Linked DNA regions of Homo sapiens: regions 1 and 2 are each linked to region 3. A link is a loop called in an ENCODE intact Hi-C map of the cell type or tissue named here. Cell type or tissue: MCF 10A. All regions are shown on one strand.

Region 1 (8,000 bases), 500 kb after region 3:
TCCGTCTTAAAAAAAAAAAAATCCTCAGTAAGGCTTCAAACTCTCTTGTGTCCCCACTGTAGTGTCTTTGTACACGCCATTGCTTTTGTCTGTGCCAAGGCTTTTGCCTCCTATTTTGAATAGTTAACTCTCAGTTGTTAGTTCAAAGTGTTGCTTACTTAGGAATGCTTTTCCTGACTTCCCTAAGTGGTCAAATCCTTCCATTATGTGCTTTCATAGCACCATATATTTTTTATCATTAATGCTTGGTACTGGAGTTATAACTTAATATATGTATCTTCATTATTATCTGGTTAATATCTGTTTTCCCTCCTATACTTTAGCTTCATGAAGGCAGAGGCCTTGCCCATGAGTGTGTGCCAGCTGTTACTTTAGTACCTGGCATGTTGTTGTCATTCAGTAACTATTTTGGTATGATTGAATAAACATTGTCTCCGTGGATGTGTACTGTTCTGCTTTGCTGCTCTATTTCTTTTGTAGGTCAGAGTTGATGTCCATTTCTGTGGAGTTAACTTTGGTGATATTTTGATCTGCCGTGATCAATATCAGGAAAGGCCCCATCTTCCCTTCACACCTGGTGAGTATAGGGAGACCAAGTGACTGCTTCAGGAAAAAAAGATACAGGGAGTTTTCAGAATCATGCCCCTGGGCTCAGGCAGTGCTCTGTTGGTGTCTGCCTGCCATCGGTGATGTTTCAGTTATATGTGTCCATCTCACTGTGTATTGGGATCACTGGATTGTGAGCCCCATGAGGGCAAAGTCTATGCCTGTCTTGATCAACATTATATCCCCCAGCTTAGCATTGTACGTGGCTCTTAGTAGGTGCTCAATAAATACTCTAAAAATGAAGAAATGAACAAATGAATTTTCACCAGAATTATCATTGGTCCTAGCCATTCATTCCCTTTCCTTGCTGGATATTGCCCCAGTTTTGTTTCTTCACTGAAGGATCACAGACATCTGTTTGCAGCTAAAACTTTCAGCCTCACAGACACATTCCCAATAAAACCTAATGCCAGGCCGGGCATGGTGGCTCACGCCTGTAATCCTAGCACTTTGTGAGGCTGAGGCGGGCGGATTGCCTGAGCCTAGGAGTTCAAGACCAGCCTGGGCAACAATGGTGAAACCCTGTCTCTACCAAAATACAAAAATTAGCCGGACGTGGCGGTGTGCGCCTGTAGTCCCAGCTACTCGGGAGGCTGAGGCAGGAAAATTGCTTGAACCTAGAAGGCGGAGGTTGCAGTGAGCCAAGATCATGCCACTGCACTCCAGCCTGGGCAACAGAGTGAGACTCCGTCTCAAAAACAAAACAAACAAACAAACAAACAAAACCTAATGCCAAAGGATCAGAGAGAAGAAGAGTGTGGATTTCTTAGCAGCCCTCTGCCTGATTTTTGTTCCCAGTCTACCCCTAGATCCTGCACATGTGGACAAGTGACTGATTTTTGTTGTTGAAATTTATTTAAAGGGATGTAAGTATAGCTTAGCATGTATATAGTACATGTACATTTTATACAGATATATATCATGAAAGATAGAGTGATTGCAAATAGTTACCGTGTTTTGTTTTCAGGGTGTTTGATTGTATCTCGACAGTTAGAACCATTTCCTTCTGTTTATATTTGCTGAAATACTGGTTGGGGGGAAGATGTCATACACAATTGAGTTATTCCCCTGGCAGCTCAAGTAGGAAACATCATCATTAATTCAGAAATTTCAGAGGTGAAAAAGGAAAGGGCAGACAGCACCAGTTCATCCAGTTGAGCCAAGTACTGTCTGAATAAACACAGTTCATGTCCTTGAGGGCCCTACAGGCCAGCAGAAGAGACTTGAAAACAGATAAATAAATAGGATGAACATTGTCACTGGGGTGCTATAGGAGGTCCCAGTGATTAGGGTCAAAAGTACCTGTGTACCTGTGATTCTCTGTGCTTTTGCACATTCTTGAAATTTTCATTTGTGTCATGGTAAGATTGAGACTGCTATAGCTTCCCAGGTTGTGATGGTGAAATCTTATGTTTACTTTCCTGTGCTTTGAGTATAACACCTTACCTCTCTACCTGCATATGGAGAGGAGGAGGGGCACCTAAATCCTCAGCTCCGAAAGCTGTTGGAATAGCCTGTCGATCAGTGTTTTCTCATCTCCATGGTGTTGTGTTTTACAGATAACCTAATCTTTAAACAATATGTTTTTAGGAATGGACTTTTCTGGGACAGTATTGGAGACAGGCACAGATGTCAGGACAGTTAAAGAGGTAAATTAATTGAAGTCTAGGGAATCAATGTATATGTAGCTATGAAAAATATGCTAACTTCATTTGTAGCCAAAGGGTCTTGCTTCTACTGGCTTTTGCCTGCAGACACCAAAGGGAAACCTAACTAGAAAGGTAAGAAACAAAATTCTTTCTGGGGAAAGGAAGTAATTGGAAGTTCCTGGCTTCATTAAACTTTTCATTATGAATAAAAGGCGGCACCTCAGTCTTTAACCAAGAGGACAGAGAATTTGATTCTCTTGTGAAATTAAGAGTGGGCTTCTAATTCAAATCAACCTTTCCCTTACTCTCTCTCTTCGTCTCAAATGTGCTCACTCAAATTGGCTTCACAGCCTGGTGGTGGTATTGAGAGAGTTATTATTTTATTTACTAAACAGTAACTCTGAATAATTAAGACCAACCTGTGTCTTATGGAGTCAGAGATGTGCATTTTTTTTTCTTTTTTGATTAATTCAGGAAAAGGAATGCAAGGTCATACATTTGCACATATCCTTAATGGTATGTTTCCTTTAGGGAGATAGAGTTATTGGCACAAGAAACTTTAATTGTATGGCTGAAGAATGCGTCACTGACCAGAAGGTATCTGTACCACTCAAGATTAATGGTTGAAGATGTTTTTTCTCCTTTGTTTTTCTTTAATTTCCACCTATCCCTCATTCCTGTCTTCCCCTCTCCCTCTTTTTCTTTGTATTTATTTGGTCATGTCTTGTTTCTCAGCTAAGCACTTCATTTTTTCAAATGTTAAACTCCTTCTCTTCATTAATGTGACAACACTTTGCACAGAGCTTTGTTTGCATTGAGTGTTTTAATGAAGAACAACATTTTGTTTTCTGAGTCCTTGAGCTGGCTGTTCATTTGGACTAGGTAGTTTTAGTAGAAAAGCTGGTTTTGGGCATTGAGCTGGATGTAATGGGCTTCTCCCAGACACAAAGCTTATGAAAGAGATAGCCCTGGGAATGGAGCCAGCCAGGGTAGTCTAGCATGGTTGTGCAGGGTGTGAATGGTGCCCCCTGGTGGTGGACAGTACACAATTGTCCCCACCAGCTTTACTGAGGTAAAACTGACATACCAGACCATTCACCCATCACAGTACAGTGATCTGTGTTCCATTCTCTACCTGTTGGCTCCTTTCTGAGCCAGATGCTAGCCTTGGGGTTTTGAAGTCTGATGCATTCAAGTTCTGAAATCTGCTACAGCTTGCTTAGTTTTGACTTCCACTGGGCTTGGTTATGGGCAAGTGATTCCCTTTACAAATCAGTCACTGAATCAAATCCTAATATTTACTGAGCAGCCTTTACGACTTAGGTACATACACTCAATCTGTAAGTCACTGTTATCTCTTTTTTAGGACCTGTGGCAGATTCCAGAAAAGGTCTCCCTATAAGAAGCTGCTGTCCTCCCTATAACTTATGGCACTGCGATTTTTGCTCTTGAGCATTGGGCCCGTACCCAGCCTGGGTAAGGACTGTGTAGATGACAGAAGGCTAGAAAGTACCCTTCTCTTGATATCAGAAGTGTCCGACAAGGCCATGCCCCACCTCTTCCCTTCCCTTCCCTTCCTTTTGGCTGAGGAAAGGCCAAAGGGAGGTAGCCACTTGAGATTGGGGTTTTTTGACTGTGAGGACATCCTTCTGTCTGAGAGGAGATGATAGGCTGTGAACTTGGCCATTGTGAATTGGAGAAATACCTCTCTCAAATGTGACCGCCCTGGAGATCTCATAAAAGTATTAAAGTGTAGATAGTTGGTTTATTTAAACCCATTTCACTCTGAGTTTATTAGAGGCCTATGGTATTTGTTTCTGTGAGGCCTTGTTGAGTGTGTCAGATGGGACATTTCAGGAGAAAAGGTGCTGAAGTTTGACTCTTTACCTGGAGCATACGTACTACTTCTTGATCTTTTCAGAGAGGTGAGACTCAGAATTGCTTCAGAGAGGTGGGTTTAGTTGAGCAGTGGCCATTACATGCTCATCACCTTGTAACATTGGGCAGTATCTAATATGAGAAGGATTTTAAGATAGAATTTCTGAAGAATAAATTGGAGTGGTAGCTCAAAGGAAGGGTTGCCACTGATATGAGGGAGAGGCTACCTAGAGAGATTCAGGAATATTTTTCCTGGGAGGTCTTCAAAACTGAACCCAATTAGCACTAATCTAGAAGTCACATCCGTAAGCTTACAGGGTGGAGAACAGATGTATATGAAGGTTTGAATGAAACGACCTCTAACATTCTTGCTTTAAAATGTTCTGTTTCTAAAATATTTGTGAAATCATATTACTGGTTGACTTCTGAAGGTTTCTGAAGTAGCATTCATCTTTCTTTGGCACAGAGTTGTTTTAGTGACGGCAGCAGCTGGAGCCACAGGCCTTGCAGTGATGTAGCAACAAATGTTCTTCAGGCCAAGGTTATTTGTATGTTAGAGTCACCACTTACAAAAATCATAACTCCAGTTTTCAAACATATATTTATTCAAACAATATATTCATTCATTGATTAAAAATCATGTGCAAGGCACTGGGGATATAAAGTAACCCAGAGCAGGGTCTTGCCATCTATTCGCTTACAGACTAGGGAGGGGGCCTAGAAGCAAATCACTCATCCTTCCAGCTACTAGACCCTGGCAAGGTCTGACCCACTTCATGCCTTCTGCACATGCTATTTTCTCTACCTGTAATTCTCAGAGCTGTCGTTCAGATTTAAACTCAAATGTCATTTTTTCAGAGAAGTATTCTCTGTCCCTCAGTCTAGGTGAGGCCCCTCTCCCTCCTCTGTATATATGATTTCATAGCACCTTCTACTTCTCTTTCATAATACATAGCTCAGAGTGTGGTTACTTGTGTCCTTATCGGGTTATTGTCTCCCTCTTACTGGATTGTAATCCCCATAAAGGCAGTGACAGTGTCTCTTTGGTTCATCCCTGTAGTCCTGCACCTAGCATGGTACCTAGAACATAGTAGGCCCTCAAGAACTATTTCTTAAATGAATGAATGAATAAAATAATGAAAAAAGACTTAGGTCTCTTCAGAAGTATCTTTCTGAGGCTGTGAGTGTTGGAAAAGGGGGATTTCTTGGAGAAGGTGGACATTTAAACTGACTTTTAAAGAATTGGTAGCAGTTGAATAGAGGAAGAAGGGAAGTGAAGGCCATTTCAGTGGTGGGAGGACTTATTAGAAGATAGAGAACTAGGAACTAGCATGATGCATTCAGAGAATTGCAAATAGTATCTCTGGAGCCAGGGACCTGGGGGGAAATGGTGGAAGGTGGCTCTAGAGAGGAGGGCAGAGATAAGATCACGAGGCCCTTGTGTGGGGCTGAAGAATTTGAACATTTATTGGAAGCTATTGAGAGGAGTTGAGGATTTAAAGTAGGGAAGTGACATGATATTTTTGCATTTGGAAAAGTTCACTCTGGTAGCTGTGGGGATGAGGGATAGGGGAAAGGTCAAGGGTAGTCTGGAAGCAATAGGACAGGCTCTTGGAGCAATCTGAGCCAGGATTAGGATAGGCTACCTGAACCAAGGCAGTGGAAACAATGCATTGAGAGATACTGAAGTGGAAAAAAAATAGATAATTTGGTACCTGGAGAGCATCCTGCTCTAGTCGAAAGAACAAGGACTTTAAAGTTAGCCTGACGTAGGTTCAAATTCCAGCTCTGCCTCCAGCTTAATATCGTCAGTTTTCTCACTTGTAAAAGAATGCTCTCTCCATGGAGTTGTTGTGGGAATACTGAGATTACACGTGCAGTGCCTATTAGAGGGCGGGGCATGTCAGTAAGAATCTCTTTAAAAAGAATCCTGTTATTATTAGACATTGAGTGGGAAGGAGCAAACTAAGTTAACTCGTGGAGTTGCCATCTAATTGAGATTGAGAACACAGGCAGGAATAGTGAGTTGGGTTTTGGCTGTGTTGAATGTGAGATTCCTGTGGAGCGTGCAATTGGATAGCCAGAGGGCAGCTGGGTATATAGGTTTGGAAATAATTGGATTGGTCTGGAATTCCTTTAGGGGACATCTCTCCTTTCTCCTATTAAGTTCCATTTGGGAAGGACATGTGAGTTCTGAAAGTAATCATAGATACCAGGAGGCTCCTCAAGTGATATGAACACATTTCATGTTAACAGGATGGGCTTTTAGCTCCTGTCTGGGGGAGAGACTATAATTGGTTTTATTGTCTAGAGCTATTGGTTATTTAACATTTCGAGGAAGATAAAATTGTACAAATTGTTTTAAATAGTTATAAATTGTTATAAATAGTAGATAGAAAAGCTCACTTTAATTAATATATTAAAATTAACCTAAGCTGTATTTTCTTGAACCTCAATAATGGTTTTAAACAAAAGCAAACAAAAATATAAATGTTACCATGCCACCTATGTGGAACAGGTCATTTTGATTACACCTCGAATCCACAGCATTTCATATTGCTTCCAAAGTGTCTCTGCGGCAATTATCTTACCCTTGATCCTCACAAAGCCCCTGGGATGTGGGCAGTGTAAGTGTTTATTATCCCTATTTCACAGATCAAGAAAGCGAGGCACCAAGAGAGAAAATGGTTCACTGCAGGTCCCATGGAGACCTAGTGAGAATCTCGGGATTCAATTCAGGTGCCTGACCCTAGAGCAGTGTCTGCCCACTGTGGCACTGTGTGCTAATAGCCCTCACTGAACTGCAACTATTTCAGGGTTCCACCAAGGAATATTTGAGGGAAGCATTCAGTTTCAAATAGTTATGAGTAAGTTTGGAATCTTTTAAGGGCACCAGTGTTCTTGGAGTATTTCATTGCAAATTCACTTTGAGACTAAAGTGCTTGGGCTGGTGGGTGCTGCCCCATGGTGAGGCATGTCTAGGCAATGCTTGAGTGTTTGCAGCTTTTCTGGAGACTTCCAAACCCCAGACTTCCCCACAGTATGGCTCACCACCATCTATGCCATCTGTGTCGGGCCTTAGGTATGGCTTTCTCCTAGGGTGATGGAGTGGAAAAGCATGGGCTTTGGAGTAACGCAGCAGTGGGCTTGAGTAATTGTTCTAACACCTGCAACCTGGATGACCCTGGTTGATTGCTTTACCTCTCTGAGTCTATGTCTCTGTCTGGAAACTGGAAGTAATTATATCTCCTCAATAATGTTCTTATGAGGTTCAAATAGAAAAAATGATTGCATGGTGTAACAATGGCTTCAGTTTGTCTAACACTTTGTTTTCCAAGTGCTTTGTATACAGTGTCCCATTTAATTCTTTTTCCTTTATTTCTCTTGAGCTTGTGCCTGGAGATAATTTTTTTTTTTTTTTTTTAAACGGAGTCTTGCTCTGTCGCCCAGGCTGGAGTGCAGTGGTAAGATCTCGGCTCGCTGCAACCTCTGACTCCCAGGTTCAAGCAATTAGTCTGCCTCAGCCTTCCGAGTAGCTGGGACTACAGACACACACCACCATGCCCAGCTAATTTTTGTATTTTTAGTAGAGATGGGGTTTCCCGATATTGGCCAGGCTGGTCTTGAACTCCTGACCTTGTGATCTGCCCACCTTGGCCACCCAAAGTGCTGGGATTACAGGCGTGAGCCACCGCGCCCAGCCCGTGAATTTTTTTTTTTTTTTTTGAGACGAAGTCTCGCTCTGTTGCCCAGGCTGGAGTGCAGTGGCACACCTTGGCTCACTGCAGCCTCCACTTCCCAGGTTCAAGTGATTCTCCTGCTTCAGCCTCCCGAGTAGCTGGGACTACAGGTGTGTGCCACCATGCC
Region 2 (8,000 bases), 220 kb after region 3:
TGAATTCTATTTATATGACACTGCAAGAGACACAGTAAAAATATTCCTAACCTAGGTATAAAAACTCCACTTTTGGATCTTCTCACGTGAGCAAAGGTTGCTGTGAGTCTACAAGAGACCTATGTGGAATTAATTCTTATGTATTTTACTATCGTGGTCCCTGGGTTTTGAATTCATCGGCAGAAATATAAACAATCAAAATGATACATTAAATCATAGGCACAGCATTTATGGTCTGCAGAAAACTTGTTCTTTAGCATTATTTCAGCTGAATTTTTATTTAACAAAGAGACAAAGAGAAGAAAATATCTTCTTAAAACATTCCTGAAGCATCCAATAGAGGTTGTTTTTATTGTCTATTAGATTATAATAATTTAACCTGAAAACGCCAAGAAGTTTTTAGTCTTGTTTTGTCAGATTCAATTTATCTTCCTTACCTTAGATAAGGAAAAACTAAGCTGTTTTAAAGGCTAACTTAATATCTTACTACAAGTGACTATAGAATGAGAAAAGACTTAGCTAATTTTAAAAACAGTATATTTTAGTAGTGTGAAACCCACCTGTCGTCATCAATGTAATATGCCCTCCCATTTAAATCCCTAAAAGCTAAGGAATTAATGCCCTTAATTAGCTGGGTGTGGTGGTGTGCACCTGCAGTTCCAGCTCCCTGGGAGGCTGAGGTGGGAGGATTGCTTGAGCCCAGGAGTTTGAGGCTGCAGTGAGCTGTGATCATGCCACTGCACTCCAGCCCGGGTGACAGAGTGAGACCCTGTCTCAAAACAGAAAAAAAAAAAATGTGCACACAGTTTAGAGTCAACTGGTTCTACAACTTGTTAAAACAAACAGCAATACCCAGCCCTCCTCTTTTAACACATTTCCTTCTGCAGAAGCAACCACTTTTACCTCTCTTAGCCAATTGTTTTGGTAGTTAACATCAAATATTGAATAATATTGCTTTGTTGATACTTTAAAATTTCTCTATTTTAGACATTATCTATTGACTTTCCACTATGAAAGATGAGAATGTGAATCCTTCCTCCTCCATCACCATCCCAGTAGGTGCATACATACTCCTATTCTCTCACCTTCCCTATATAGTTACATAATAATTTTGGTAAAGGCAAACAATATTATGACTATGTACGTTATTTAGACTCCAGCCACAGAGTAAATCCTATGTAGACTGTAGCATAGTGGTCAGGAGCATAGATCTTGAAGGCATACTTCCAGGGTTCAAAGCCTATCTTTGCCACTTAATGGCTGTCTAGCTATTTAGGCAAGTTACTTCACCTCTCTATGCCTCAGTTTCCTTATCCATAAAATATTCATTGTAACATTATCTACCTCTTGGGTTTACAAGGATTAAAAAATTCATATATGTAAAGTGCCCAATATGATAAAAAGTGCTATAGAAGTGTTCTCTTTGTCCTGAGCTACTTTTTTGTTTCTCTTATAGTGTTCTCTTGTATTATTCATTTGCTTAGATATCTATATGCTTATTGTTAATTCAACCACAAATGCGCTTCCTATTGTTTCCGCTGATTGAGTTAACTTATCAATTTTGTGTTCTTGGAAAGTCTCGCTACAGCCTTATCAGCTGCTCCAGTCTGAACTGGCTGTCTTTATTCTACATCTTGTACCGAGCTATTAAACTTGGTTCTGTCTTTAGCATTCTACTAAAAGTTCCCTTTTTCTCTCCCCTGTGCTAGATCTCCTGTCCTCATTCTTAGTAAAACATATCTTTCATTAGCTTCAGGAAAAATGATGTGTAGGAGGTAATCTTTTTTGAGTCTTGCATGTCTGAAAATGTCTTTATGCTATTCTCAAATTTGACTAATAGTTTACAGCTAAATATACAATTCTGGACTGGAAAAAAATTTCCTTCAGAATTTTGAGGGCATTCCTCATTGTTCTCTAGCTTCTGATATTGCTTATTGTAAGTCCGCAGCCTTTCTGATCCTTTGTATGTACTCCAATTTCCCTTTTTTTGCAGGTTTGTAAGACTGTCTCTTGTCACTAGAGACAATTTAGAATTTCATGAAATGTGACTTGTCATGGGAACTCAGTAAGCCCTTTCAATCTGGAAACACATATCTTTCAGTGGTGGGAAATTTCCTGAAATTATTTTGCTAGGGTTTTGCTCCCTTTCTTTCCCTTTTTCTGGAATTGTTGTTTTGATATTCAACTTCCTAGACTGGTCCTCTCATTATTTTATCTTTTTTTTCTCTCCACTTTCTATTTTCTCAATTCCATTTTCCAACCCTTATATTGAGTTTTATATTCTAATTTTTTAGTAGACAAAAGCTCAACTTTGTAAAACATTCTGTTCTTGTTTCATGTATGTAACATCCTATCTTTCTGAGGATATCAATCATTTTTTTAAAGTTTTCTGTTCCCTGCCTAGTCTCTACCTCCAAGTTGTTTTTTCCCTTTTTTCTTTTTCTTTTCTTCTTCTTCTTTTTTTGTATGTTTTAGTCTCTCTCTTTCAGGCTTTTCTTCAGATGTCCACTAATCTTGGGAAAGTTGGTATTCTTAGATCTTTCTTCTTGGGCTAAATACACCAAGGGGTATTCTACTAATCTCCTGCCTGTAGGGTAAAGGCAAGTGAGAGAAGAAAGGTGGAGGAGTCCCATCATTCAGCGTGCACATATTCACCTAATTCCCTCATATGTGGTAAAATGCCCTGTTCTCAATTTTGCCTAGTATCTCCCAATCCAAAGATACTTGGGCTTTTTTTTTTCCCTCCAAAGAGTATACTTGGAGTCTTATACTAAGGTGGAGGTATAGGTAGGAAGAACAGTTGTTCAGTGGAATGGGGAAGAGGAGGAGACCTGGGGATCTGCTACCACATATGTCTGGCTCAATTCCTGAGCTATTTAAAGATTCTGTGGTAAAGGTCAGCTTCATTTTTAGCCTTCTTCATAGCCAAGTTAAGATTTGGCTTTCTTAAGTAAGCTATGTCATTTGCCACACTCTATTTGCTTTTCAGCTTTCAATGTGTGTGTGTGTGTGTGTGTGTGTGTGTGTGTGTTTGTGTGTGTGTATGGCTGTTTTCTTCTTTCTCGTTCTCCATATCCTTGATGGATCATGTCTTTAAAATAAAACACCTTTAGTAGGTTTGGTGGAGTTTCTGGGAGGAGTATAATTAGATGCTTGTGTTCAATCTGCCATTCATCTCCTCCAGATGTCCAGGCTGAATCTAAAAATCATTCCTACTTCCCACCTGATTCTCCAACCACCACAGTGGTTTCCTAAGAACTTGGCCTTAGGGCTGATTAAGAGGAGCCTCTAGTGTGGGTATCACATTTTGGAGTACTCTACTCTGGTCTTCTTGGGCACCCATTTCCACAGAACTTGACTGTACAAACTGGGAACAGTAACCATGACAATAGCCTATACAAATGACTTCCACAAATTAGAAAGGGAGTCCTTTATTGAAGAAACTCTACTGCCATCTACTGGAAATTTTATGAAACAGCTACAAATCAGCGATAACAAGTGACAGGTAATTGGGTAACAGTTTGAGCAACCATAAGTGGCAGCACTGCCTTGGAGCCACCTTCACAGAAGTAAACAAATCTCCACTGTGCTAAAATATGGAAGATAAAAGAACAAATTAGGAATCCAAACTTCAAATTACAGCAGAATTGTGGTCTCGCACCTCAACTTAGAATTGAGAACTGATGTCCCAATCGAAAAAAAATGTTACTGCTAATCAAAATCTAGCTCATAAGAGTAACAAAAGTAACAAAATCAAACAGTAAAATTGATTTTAGTAGGTTAGCTTGAGAACTTAAGTACTAGTTTTTTTTTATTTTATTCATGTCAGTTTTGAGACCCAATTAACTACTTCCAAAAGAAAATCAGGAAAATGTTCAAATGTAAATGAAGTTTTTGCATTTAATTGGCTAATAATGCAAACTTCTTTCTAATGGGCAAATCTAACTATATCAGATTGGTAGTAAGGTCAGTTCTGTTATAATATTTGCTTTGAAAACTTTAATGTTCTACTGCAATTGATTTATTTTAGGTAACAATTTGCACATAACACAAAATCTGTGTTTCCTTATGCACAACCTTCACTACTCACATATCCTGTCTATCAATGCTATTATCATCCAGTAGTTTTATAGAAGATTCTAGCATCTTGAAAATATTTCACAAATTATCTAGATATTTCTAACAATGTCTTGGGAATAAAAACAGAGTCCTCACTAATTTACAAATTTCATCTGTAATAAACACTAAATGAACAAAGGAAACTCTACTCACCAAGCCATGTTGAATATACAAGATGTTCATATTCAGATACACCTCAAACATCTACCAGCTGCCTCAGTTCACTGCATGAGTGTTATTAGCCACACCCAACATGCCTGTTGTAACAACATTCTATCCGCTTTTAAATAACCCTCCTTCTATCAATTCAAAATACACTTACAAATTAGTCTGATGCCCTCTACCACAAGGAAACTTTAGGATTTTTTCAAGGTAAAGTGCTATATTCATTATAGTATTTGAAACCTAGTTTTATCACTTTTTTGTGTGTTACTGACCATGTTTTTGAGAGTAGTGCCCCTAACCACTTTGTCTCCACTTGCATAGTGTAGTGATTTTTAGGACTCTGTATGTCATATTATAACAGAACTGACTGTATATGGCTATTTTATCCCATAATCAAGCCAATTCTTCCAGAATATTACCATCAGTATTACCACATACATCCTTCCAAATCTTATTTCAAAGAATAAATATATAGTCACTCATGGTTTTTAAGAAAACCCAAAACTACTCAACCAAAACCTTGAGGAAGATTTTTCCAGGGTTTTCTACCTTAATTATTCATAATGATTTTGATAATTCTTGAGCTTATCTGAGTTCTCCTCAAATTACTTGCATATCACTGCCATCTATTAATGTGGAATACAAATATAATGCCTAGATATTATGCAGCTGTTTTAATGTGAGCTTTCTTATAGACAGTAGTCAAATAATCTTATTTTACAGGAGAGGAATAAGACATGACATTTTAAGGAAATTTCAAAGAAAATCAGTGGCTGCCATTATCCACTGAGCTCCAACTTTCAGAGCTAGAAATACCAGGATATTATTTTTTATAAAGATTTTGATCTTTATATGTATTAATATATCACCATAAAGTTCAAGGTCTGCTTCTGTTGGTTAAGTAAATACACACATTAATTTAATAGCCAATCTAAATATTGAGTACTACCATACACAGACATTATTTATCAGCATTTTTACTCTATTTTATAAAGGAAAGAATATATCTCTTATAATATTAAATCTTCATTATGCACATATCCTGTCTACCAATGCTATTACCATCCAGTAGTTCTACAGAAGATTCTAGCATCTTGAAATTATTGCATAAATTATCTAGATATTTCTAACAATGTCTTGGGAATAAAAACAGAGTCCTCACTAATTTACAAATAAAGTTAGAACTGAGGCTAATTTAATCTAACAGAAAGGGCCAGGGTTTAAACCAAGGTTTCCCAGCATGAGCAACATAGTGACACCCTGTCTCTAGAATAAATTAAAAAAAAAAATAGCCAGGCATGGTGGTGAGTGCCTGTAGTATCAGTTGCTTGGCAGGTGGAGGTGGGAGAATCAGTTGAGCCTAGGAAGTTGAGGCTGCAGTGAGTCATGATTACACCACACCACTGTAATCTAGCCTGGGCAACAGAGTGAGACCCTGCCTCCAAAAAAAAAAAAAAAAAAGCTAATGTTTGAATAATCAATATCTTTTATTAATTCTGATCAAAAGCTTTATCCTTTATAATATTTTTATAAATACCCTAGAGAACATATTCTACTTTAATATTAATTTTCTTCAAAGTTTTCTCAAGTTTTTGGTCACTCAGAGGTCAATAAACTTAGGAAAAGATGGTATAAAGTAAAAGGCTGGCTTTTCCTCAGAGTTTTCCAACTTAATTTCCTTTTTTGGTCTTCATGTATACAAACATAAAAATTTTAGATAGCTAGCTTTGACTCTAAAAGACTTTTGATACACTCTTCTCTAAGGCTTGCTAGAATATATCGGAGGCATACTATGTTAAATTATAATTTTAAATGTATTTACCAAATGTTTATAGGTTTTTGAGGACTCTAGGATAATAACACAAATTTACTATCACAGGCACAGTTTTTATAAAAATCCAGACATTCTGTAAGTAAGATGACGGGATAACTTTAATATTTTATTATAATATATTAAAATAGAGGCATGAGATCTCTGCAGCCTTGAGTTAGTAAATGTTTGGATTTGAATTTACCAGTTCAATCTGAACTTTCTGTTTGAGGACTGAGAAAGCCTCGGATTTACGAATGTTTGGCATTTTCTAATTAAACCAGCTTTATGAACATGTTTATGATGTTACATGCAAACAACTATCCTTGCTCATTTCAGGCTCATACTGTAGTTTGCCCATTTGGGCATGAAAACATGAACTTTACCGGAATGTCAAAGAAATACAACAAAAAGATTGGAGACAGCTCCAAATTCACCTTGTGCTATCCACCAGCCAAGCAGTAAGCAATATGCAATAACAGAGATAAATTTTCTTCCATAAATGCACAGTTCATAAAAATGTCCACTCTTCAGCTTTCACTTTTCCCCCTTCTCAGAGTTCTTGCAAGCTATTTGATAGCTTTGGTTTTTTTAAAAGAAGTTGAATTTGTAGGTTACATTGACATTGAAAATGACTATTTACTAATTTTAGTTCACACGGCCAACTAATATGCCTTCCAGTATTATTTGTATACAAAGAACCCTACTACCTCCTCTTGAAAATTCAGCAAGTCATGCTTTGCATGGTTTGAATCTAGATAGTCTTTTGATGAATAAATTAAAATCTGGATACTGTTACTAGGGGAAAATAGTTTTTTCCTAGGTTTTCTAAATCTGGAAGTGGGTACTTTAGACATGATGCACACATGCCTTAAGAAAACATCTCATTTTCAGTGGAAAAAAATTTTTTTTTTAAAAGTAATTAGTATATTTTATTTAAAAATATTTTTAGTATGAAAGAAATGCACATTGCTTAAGAAAATCTAGAACATACAAGCAAAATAAAGATAATGCTCATAATACGTTGATGTGTATAAGCAATCTTTATTCTGTGTGCATACTGTACCTTTTTTTAAAAAATGAAATAATGATTAGACTGCACATGCTGTTATATAACTTGTCTTCTTCGCAATTTATTTAGAACATCTTTTTCGTGCTTTTTTTTTTTCTTTTATTATTATACTTTAAGTTTTAGGGTACATGTGCACATTGTGCAGGTTAGTTACATATGTATACATGTGCCATGCTGCTGCACTGCACCCACTAACTTATCATCTAGCATTAGGTATATCTCCCAATGCTATCCCTCCCCCCTCCCCCCACCCCACAACAGTCCCCAGAGTGTGATGTTCCCCTTCCTGTGTCCATGTGATTTGTTCATCTGACAAAGGGCTAATATCCAGAATCTACAATGAACTCAAACAAATTTACAAGAAGAAAACAAACAACCCCATCAAAAAGTGGGTGAAGGACATGAACAGACACTTCTCAAAAGAAGACACTTACGCAGCCAAAAAACACATGAAAAAATGCTCATCATCACTGGCCATCAGAGAAATGCAAATCAAAACCACAATGAGATACCATCTCACACCAGTTAGAATGGCAATCATTAAAAAGTCAGGAAACAACAGGTGCTGGAGAGGATGTGGAGAAATAGGAACACTTTTACACTATTGGTGGGACTGTAAACTAGTTCAACCATTGTGGAAGTCAGTGTGGCTATTCCTCAGGGATCTAGAACTAGAATTACCATTTGACCCAGCCATCCCATTACTGGGTATATACCCAAAGGACTATAAATCATGCTGCTATAAAGACACATGCATACATATGTTTATTGCGGCACTATTCACAATAGCAAAGACTTGGAACCAACCCAAATGTCCAACAATGATAGACTGGA
Region 3 (8,000 bases):
GCTGGGATCACAGGTGTGCGCCACTGTGCCCAGCCCCCAGGTGGTTTTAATGTTCAATGGTCCTGAGAACCAGGGATCTGCCATCCAATTCTGTGAGGAAGGAGGATGCCAGACAGATATGCTATTTTCATATCCAATTCAGTCACCAGCACGTCTGCAGCCTGGCTCATGCCTTCAGTAGAGGACCTTCTGGTGTGAACACTTGCTCATTTCTGACCCAGAATCTTCCATAAATTTTTCTGCATCCAACTCTTTCTCCTTGGGTTTTAGTAATCTGTAAGTTTCTGCTTAATTTTCTGGATTAGGAGTTGAGAGTCCCAGCTTGTGAAACACACATTGCCAAAAAACCTAGTTATGGAAAAACTGGCTGAGATGAGAAAGATCTTGTTCTTACATAATTATGGATTCTCAATCTGTTCCATTTTGTTTATATTTGTTTCTCTGGAGAAATACTTTGTTATACATCATATATATTTTTTGATCTATATATATCTTTGTTTTAGCTTTATTAACTTTGGAGACTCGAACATACACAAAAGTAGACAGGATAGTATCATGAACTACTACAAACCTACCCACTCTCCTGCCCCAGCAATGGCTTAACCCAGCCCCATCCCCACACCCATCAGTTCACTCCATCTTCTATTATTTTCAGTCAAATACCAGATATCATACTATTTTATCTGTGAATGTTTTAGCAGATCACTCGAAAAGAACTTCTTGGGTATCATAACCACCATTCTACTGCACAGCAAAACTAGCAATAATTCCTAGAATTTAAATTTCCCAATTGTCTTAAAACTGTCCTGTGTGAATTATTAAAAAGAATTTGAGCCAGGCACAGTGGCTCATGCCTGTAATCCCAGCACTTTGTGAGGCCAAGGCAGGTGGATCACCTGAGGCCAGGAGTTCGAGACCAGCCTGGCCAACAGGGTGAAACCCCATCTCTACTAAAAATACAAAAATTAGCCGAGCGTGGTGGTAAGTGCCTCTAATCCCAGTTACTTGGGAGGCTGAGGCAGGAGAATCACTTGAATGCGGAAGGCAGAGGTTGCAGTAAGCTGAGATGGCGCCATTGCACTCCAGCCTGGGCAACAAGAGTGAAACTCTGTCTAAAAAAAAAAAAAGAATTTGAATCAGGGTACAAATGAGATGCAGATGTTGAAACTGGCTGATATAACTTTTTAGTCTGTTTTAGTCTATAGATTACCCCTCCTTTTTTTTTTTTTTTTTTTTTTTTGAGATGGAGTCTGGCATTGTTGCCCAGGCTGGAGTGCAGTGGCTTGATCTCGGCTCACTGCAGCCTCCACCTCCCGGTTTCCAGTGATTCTCCTGCCTCAGCCTCCCAAGTAACTAGAATTACAGGTGCTCACCACCATGCCTGGCTAATTTTTGTATTTTTAGTAGAGACGGGGTTTCACCCTGTTGGCCAGGCTGGTCTCGAACTCCTAACCTCAGGTGATCCACCCACCTCGGCCTCCCAAAGTTCTAGGATTACAGGCGTGAGCCACCACGCCCGGCCTCCATGTTCCATTTTTGAGGAACTGCCAAACTGTTTTCCAAAGCAGCATCACCATTTGACATATTCAGTTTGATGAATTTTTACACATAGTACACACCCATATCCCCACCACGAGATCAGGAATAGGGCATCAGCACTCTAGAATCCTCCCTGTCATCCTTGCACTCTAAAGGTAACCCTATTTTGACTTCTGTCACTCTGGATTAATTTTGATGGCCAGGACTTGAGAGGTGATCCGAGGAATGCTTCCACTGGAGAACTCAGCGTTAGCAAAGGCACAATGGCCGAGGCAGGGCAACCCCAGCTTTACATTCTGCAGGACAGGGACCCAGATTCTCTTGTGGTCCCACCAAGGCCTGGTGAGCAGGCAGGTCTCCTCCTCCCCTGCCCCGCTTCCTGCACAGCCAGCAGAACTTTTCAAAGGAACAGCAAGCAGGGGGGCTTCTTAATTGGGATCCCCTGGGAGGCAGAGGAGGAGATCCATGTGCGCGATGACTAAGTTTCATCCTAATGGAGGACTTTAGCATGCAGTGCCATGGCAAAACCTGGCTTGCGGTGGGAAGGGAATCTGTCCTTGCATGGCCCTGGCACAACTGTGTCCCCGGGCCTGTTAGGCTCTGCTCACCTCCTACAGCAGGCTCTTTAGGAAAGACCCAGGCTCCCAGAGCCCAGCTCACAGCCGCTGAGGCAGGACTTTCTGAGCAAGTCTCTCCTGACCACAGGGAACTGCTGTGTGGGCAATTTGGCAGCAAGGGCATCTGTTCTGCAGGGCAAAATGCTAGAGAACCAGCTGGAGAACCATGCTGCATGGGGAGGGCTCTCAGGTGGTGGCCCCTGGAGAGTCAGGCCTGCTGCAGCCCCATTACCTTGAGGCCTTTCTCCCAGCTCAGCAGTTCTCTGGCTTCCAGCCTTTTCCCTGAACTGACCTTCTGTCTCTGGCCTCACCCAAGCACACATGCAGAATGACACTGAAGTCACTCAAAACTGCTAGAGATATTTACCCCTGATCTGCAAACCCCCTAACTTGCCAATGATCTTTCCATCCCAGCCCCTAACTCTAATTTGCTTCCAAATTCCATCCTCAGCACAGTCTGAAATTGTCACTCCCCTCCAGCCCACTGCCTGGGAACTTACCAATTAGAGGTTAATTTGGGTACTCATTAAAAGATGCAAACAGGCTGGGTGTAAGGGCTCACACCTATAATCACAGCACTTTGGGAGGCCGAGGTGGGAGGATCACTTGAGCTCACAAGGGGTTGGAGACCGGCCAAGGCAACGTGGTGAGATCTCCGCCTCTACAATAAAAAATATTTTAAAATTAGCTGGGCATGTGCTTGTAGCCCTAGATACTCAGGAGGCTGAGGCAGGAGGATCACTTGAACCCAGGAGGTTGAGGCAGCAGTGAGCCATGATTGTGTCACTTCATTCTAGCCAGGACAACAGAGCAAGACCCTGTTTCACTCAAAAAAAAAAAAAAGATGTGCAAAGTCCCTGGGAGGGCTGGTCTGTCCCATATCAGGGTGCTTTCTTTTAAGAGATTGAGCTCCTACCAACACTGAGCTGGGAAGAGCAGCAGCTGCAGACACTTGGCTTTGGGGCGCCTCACATAATGCTGTGCTCTGCAGAGATAAGTCTCGGGTCCAGGTCTAGAAAGGGAAATAGGATGATGCCAAAACCAAACCTTTTATGGTTCAGTATTTTGTGTACACCAGGGCCGGGTGCAGTGGCTTCGCCTGTAATCCTGAGCTTTGGCTGAGGCTTGAGGCAGGAGGATCACTTGAGGCCAGGAGTTTGAGACCAACCTGGACAACATAGTGAGACCCTGTTTCTACAAAAAGAATTAAAAATTAGCCAGGTATGTTGGCATGCACCTGTAGTCCCAACTACTCGGTACTATTTTTTTTACTCAGGAGGAAAAATAATAAAATAATTATAAATATATATATACCATGATGGGATTGAAACCCAGCTTCTTTTTCTCTCCAGTCCTCTCGCTCCTACTTGTCTCCCTTCCTTTCTCTCTCTTCTCCACACTGTCCTTCCCCTATTCCTTTTCTCTGACCCTAAAACAGAAAATAGTCTCATTCCATTAAAGATATAAAACAGTTTTTTTTTGGCGGGGCGGGGTGGGGCAGCAAACTTGGAATCTAACCATTGTCACAGCATCATTTTATGGAAAAAACACCTCGTCCAGCCCTGTACCTGGCCCATTGCAGGTACTCAACAAATGCTAGTTAAGTAAATAAAGGAATGAATGGAAGTCCCTTTATTGTGAGTTCCGAATACGGATTTGGGGTGTCCTTTTGGAACTGATCCCTCTGTGAGGGGCCACTGGCTTTCCTGTAGGCACAGATCAGCGGTGTCAGTCTTCCTGGGTCCCCCTGAAAATTCCAAAGAGGAAGCCATGGTGGGACCGCGTGGGACGCAGGGTCTAGACTCCCAGTCTGGTCTGATTTTCTTGTTTGCATCCTTGCCGCTTTTCCTTCTGGAGAGTTCAGTGGGCAGGGACTGATGGGGCCACAGCGCCCTCTGCTGGCGTGTTCTCACAGTCGACTTTTGCCTGCCCGAGCTTATACATACAGCGCCCTCGGAATTGGAGGGCTTGGGGCAGACTGAGAATGGGGATTTCTGGTTTTATTCCAGGCCCACTCCTTAGTGAATGTCAAGACCAAAGGTGGCTCCTGGTAATAAAATGAGTGTCAGGGCTCCCAGGCATTAATAACCTAAATGAGAGTAGGTTTTGTTTTTGTTTTAACAGCCTTCCTGGTCCAAGTGCCTGAGAAGTGTCAAGGGGAAATGGCTTCTTGCCCGGGCTCAGCGCTGTACCTCTGATGTCAAATTGGCTCTCTGCCTGCTTTTGAGAGGTGCAGCCTGCTGCTCCCTAAGTGAACGGGGAGCGTTTTCTCCAACAGCCCTGTCCATGACAGGCCTGGCTCTCACACACAGGCAGGGGCTGAGCCTTCCCTGATCAACACGAAATCTGGCCCTCCGACAGAGGCCCGTGGGCAGCTGAAGAGGAAGCCTAAAGCCTCACTACCTGCACCAAGCCCTTCTCAGCCTTCTTTCAGGATTGCAACAGCAGACAGGGGAGCGCTCCTGGGTAGGGCGGGGGGCGGTAATGGCAGGGGAATGACCCCCAGGCCGTGGGCAGCCCCTTGTTCAGAGCGAGGCCCCCTGTTTTCCATACAGCAGATCCCATTGCTTATAGTGGTGACTTTAGTGTGCCCTGGAAGGGCTCACCCAGGAAGTATTGTGAAAATGCAGATTCTGATTCAGTAGGTCTGGGGTAGAGCCTGAGATGCTGCACCTCCCACAAGCTCCCAGACAGTGCTGATGCTGCCGGGCCGGGGACCACATCGAGAGAAGCCAGAGTGTCCAGGAAACAGGTTCTGAAGTCAGAATGCTAGGATTCGAATTTCAGCTCTGCCACGTATCCTGTGACCTCAGACAGATTATGCTCATTACCTTCTCTCTGAGTTTATTTCATCCTGTATAAAATGGCAAGAATGACAATTTCAACGGCTGCATAGAATGACAGAGGGACTTCACAGGGTTGTCATAAGTATAAAATGAAATAAATAACCAGGCGTGGTGGCTCACGCCTGTAATCCCAACACTTTGGGAGGCTGAGGCAGGCAGATCACAAGGTCAGGAGTTCAAGACCAACCTGGCCAACATGGTGAAACCCTGTGTCTACTAAAAATACAAAAATCAGCCAGGTGTGGTGGTAGGCACCTGTAATCCCAGCTACTCGGGAGGCTGAGGCAGGAGAATTGCTTGAACCCGGGAGGCGGAGGTTGCAGTGAGCGGAGATCACGCCACTGTACTCCAGCCTGGGGGACAGAGCAAGACTCTGTCTCAAAAGAAAAAAAAATGAAATAAATAATATTAGAAAAGCTCTTAGCCCAGAACCCTCAGTGCCCAGTAGATGGTAAGTCTCTTGATGTCCACGTGGCCTTTCGACAGGTGCTTATCGATCCCCTGCTAGTGCCTGGCACTGTTCTGGGCCCTGGGATATGGCAGTGACAGAAACAAAATCTCCACACTCAAAAAGCTTAGATTCTCGTAGAAAAAGACAGACAATAAACAAATAAGTAAACTGTATGGTATGTGAGTTGGTGACAAGAGTGCTGGAGAGAAAAATAAAGCAGACAGTAAGAGAGATAAGGAATGCTGGGACTGGGGGCCACTGAGAAGGTAACTTTGAGGCGAGGGAGCTGGCCGACTGGAAGGCTGAGAATTCTAGTGATGGTGGTGGCAGGGTGGTGAGAGGGGGTAGGGTTTGCAAGTGCAGAGGCCCTGAGGCAAGAGGGTATGTGTTGTGTTTGAAGAAAAACAAAGAAACCAGCATGGCTAGAAAGTGCAAGTGAAATACTGTACAGGGTTAGGGATGGGGAAGGCAGCAGGGCGGATCCTGTAGGGCTTTGTGAACCATTGACTTTGCATTTTGCTCTGAGAGAAGTGGGAAAACACTGGAAAGTTCTGAGCTGAAGAGTGACATGTTCTAATTTATGTTTTTAAAGGACAGCTTCAGTTTGCTGAGACTAGACTGTGGCAAGTCAGAGTAGCACCCCTTGGGAAGGTGGGTAGGCAGCCCGTTGCCATGGAATTGGGGGATCCTCAGAGCTGCTGAGTTTAAGAGAGATGGATCTGGGCCCCAGTCAGAAGTGTTGGATGCCTGAGCCCATCCTCAGCCACCTTCTGGGCTGGCCTGTGGCCTGTGACCCAGGAGAAGGAATGTTGTGAGTGGGCACTGGGCCAGTGCTGTGGCAGTGATGGGATGGATGACACAGTCTGGCCTCCTCCTGGGCCTCCCCTCTTAATTGCTCCCAGATGACTCACCCTCATGTTTCTCTGATGACCACATGCGTCAAGGCCTGGGGCTGCCGCACCTGTTACCTATGGGAGGGCTGGGGTGAGCCAACTGCCCCTCACTCTGTTGTCATTGGCCACCAGGTTGACAGGAGTGAGATGCTGTGTTACAAGGGACCCACCCCTGTCCTCTAGAATAGCCAGTCCTGATCCCCACCCACTCACGTTTTCCTATTATTTTATTTCCTACCTCCTCTCAAAATAACTGTAAGTCATTTGTTTATTTTTTAAGGTAGATCAAAATTCATTTCATTGCAGGCCTCGACATGATAAGTGTTAGTCAATGTGTCAGAAAACTGGGTCTGTGAATGGAAGGCCTTTGATCCAGGAAAGGCAACTCTGACCTCATGGTTACTGTCAACACAACAGTTTTTAAAAAATCTAATTCCTCCATATATACTCATTTAATTCTCACAACACTCCTATTAACTAGATGTTATCACCCCTACATTCTGGAGGAATATGCTGAGTCTCAGAGAGGCTAAGTAACGTGTCTGCAGCATCCACCAATTTGTATCTGGATCCGGCTGGCTGTGACCTCTGAGCTCCTCCTATCTCACCTGCTATCTCTAAAAGAGTTGCTGGCCCCAGAGGGCCACAGGGCAAAGGGAGCAAAGTGCTGGGCCGGGAGCCAGAAAACCTGGGCTGTAGTCCTGGCCTGGCCACAGCGGAGGGCGCCTCGCCACACACCTCTGGACCTCAAACCCCTCACCTGTAAATGGAAGAGATTGACCAGACCATCTCCAAGATCTCTTCTGTGTGGCCTTAGCTAAGGCTTGTTTGGTGATAACAGAAGCCCACTCTGCCTAAACAGGAATGGGTGATATAGTCCAAGAGGCCAGGGGGTCCCTCAGAGCTAAGGTGGGAACTACAACTGGACCAAGAGGGCCTGGGACCCGGAGAGTGGCTCTTGCAGCCCCCTCTTTGGATTGCAGGGCCTTTCCCTCCACTCCTCCACTTCATTCTTCTCTTTCTGTGAACTGGTTTTCTTTTCCAACAGATCAGCTTTTTCTGCATCTTCAGCTAACGGTGGCAGATGGCAACCCAGCTCCCAGTTACATATCTTCAATTCTGGGGCCAACTGAGCTCTCACCAAATTCCAGTTCCAAATCCCCAGGGAAAGGAATCCAACTGGGTGAGCTGGGTTTGGCATCCACCCCGGTCCAGTCAACCGGCTCCTGATTATGTCCAGGAGGGCAGGGTCCCATGGCACAGAAGTAGGGGCCTGGGTCAGGGAGATGCCCACCATGGCTCTGTACACAGGACAGGAATAGTATTTTTAGGAAAAGAGACAAAATTAAGTATCATTCTGTCCCAGAGGAGGTGACATTGAGACCTACGAATAAAGCACAAGCTTGCCAGTAAAGCTGGCCTGTGCGCAGTGTCAGCAGGAACGTCTGGCGGTGGCTCCCTGCAGGTCTCTCCCCAGGGGCACAGGAAACAGCTTTTTGACAGCCAGGCAAGCCTGTCCCTGAAACACACACAGATGTCCTGTTGCCTGTGAGTTGGGTGACATGGGACTGGGGCATGAGGGGGCTTGGGAAAGATCAAGGGATGGGGAAGGCAGAGACCACTGCCACCAGTCCTCGGCACTGAATTAGAGCTG

Evidence for each region. Peaks named below come from ENCODE experiments on the same cell type or tissue, not always from the same donor. Only the 100,000 strongest peaks of a DNase experiment are listed, where the experiment ranks them.
Region 1: a loop joins it to region 3, with 2.7 times the contacts of the local background. A loop is called at or near these places in 2 of 110 quality-filtered maps.
Region 2: it touches region 3 in a loop (7-fold over the local background); 23 of 110 quality-filtered maps call a loop at or near these places.

The regions. Positions count from the first base shown.
Region 1 is chr1:178,027,282-178,035,281 of GRCh38, reverse strand. CRYZL2P-SEC16B (CRYZL2P-SEC16B readthrough) reads left to right here. Exons shown (of 32, transcript NM_001356506.2): 3 at 481-577; 4 at 2,197-2,255; 5 at 2,787-2,852; 6 at 3,622-3,731. It also overlaps the pseudogene CRYZL2P. Among named protein-coding and RNA genes, the nearest start is that of CRYZL2P-SEC16B, 6.7 kb to the left of the region's middle. In MCF 10A, a CTCF peak has its summit at 3,282 (motif pointing left); a DNase peak (open chromatin) is centred at 3,251.
Region 2 is chr1:178,306,285-178,314,284 of GRCh38, reverse strand. All of the region lies in intron 3 of RASAL2 (RAS protein activator like 2), which reads right to left. Among named protein-coding and RNA genes, the nearest start is that of CLEC20A, 190 kb to the left of the region's middle. RefSeq lists a silencer at 3,277-3,571. In MCF 10A, a CTCF peak has its summit at 3,460 (motif pointing left); a DNase peak (open chromatin) is centred at 3,434.
Region 3 is chr1:178,528,542-178,536,541 of GRCh38, reverse strand. LOC105371631 (a long non-coding RNA gene) reads left to right here and starts at 3,810. Exons shown (of 5, transcript XR_922310.3): 1 at 3,810-4,206; 2 at 7,395-7,529. RefSeq lists an enhancer at 1-153. In MCF 10A, a CTCF peak has its summit at 4,062 (motif pointing left); DNase peaks (open chromatin) are centred at 4,051 and 6,331.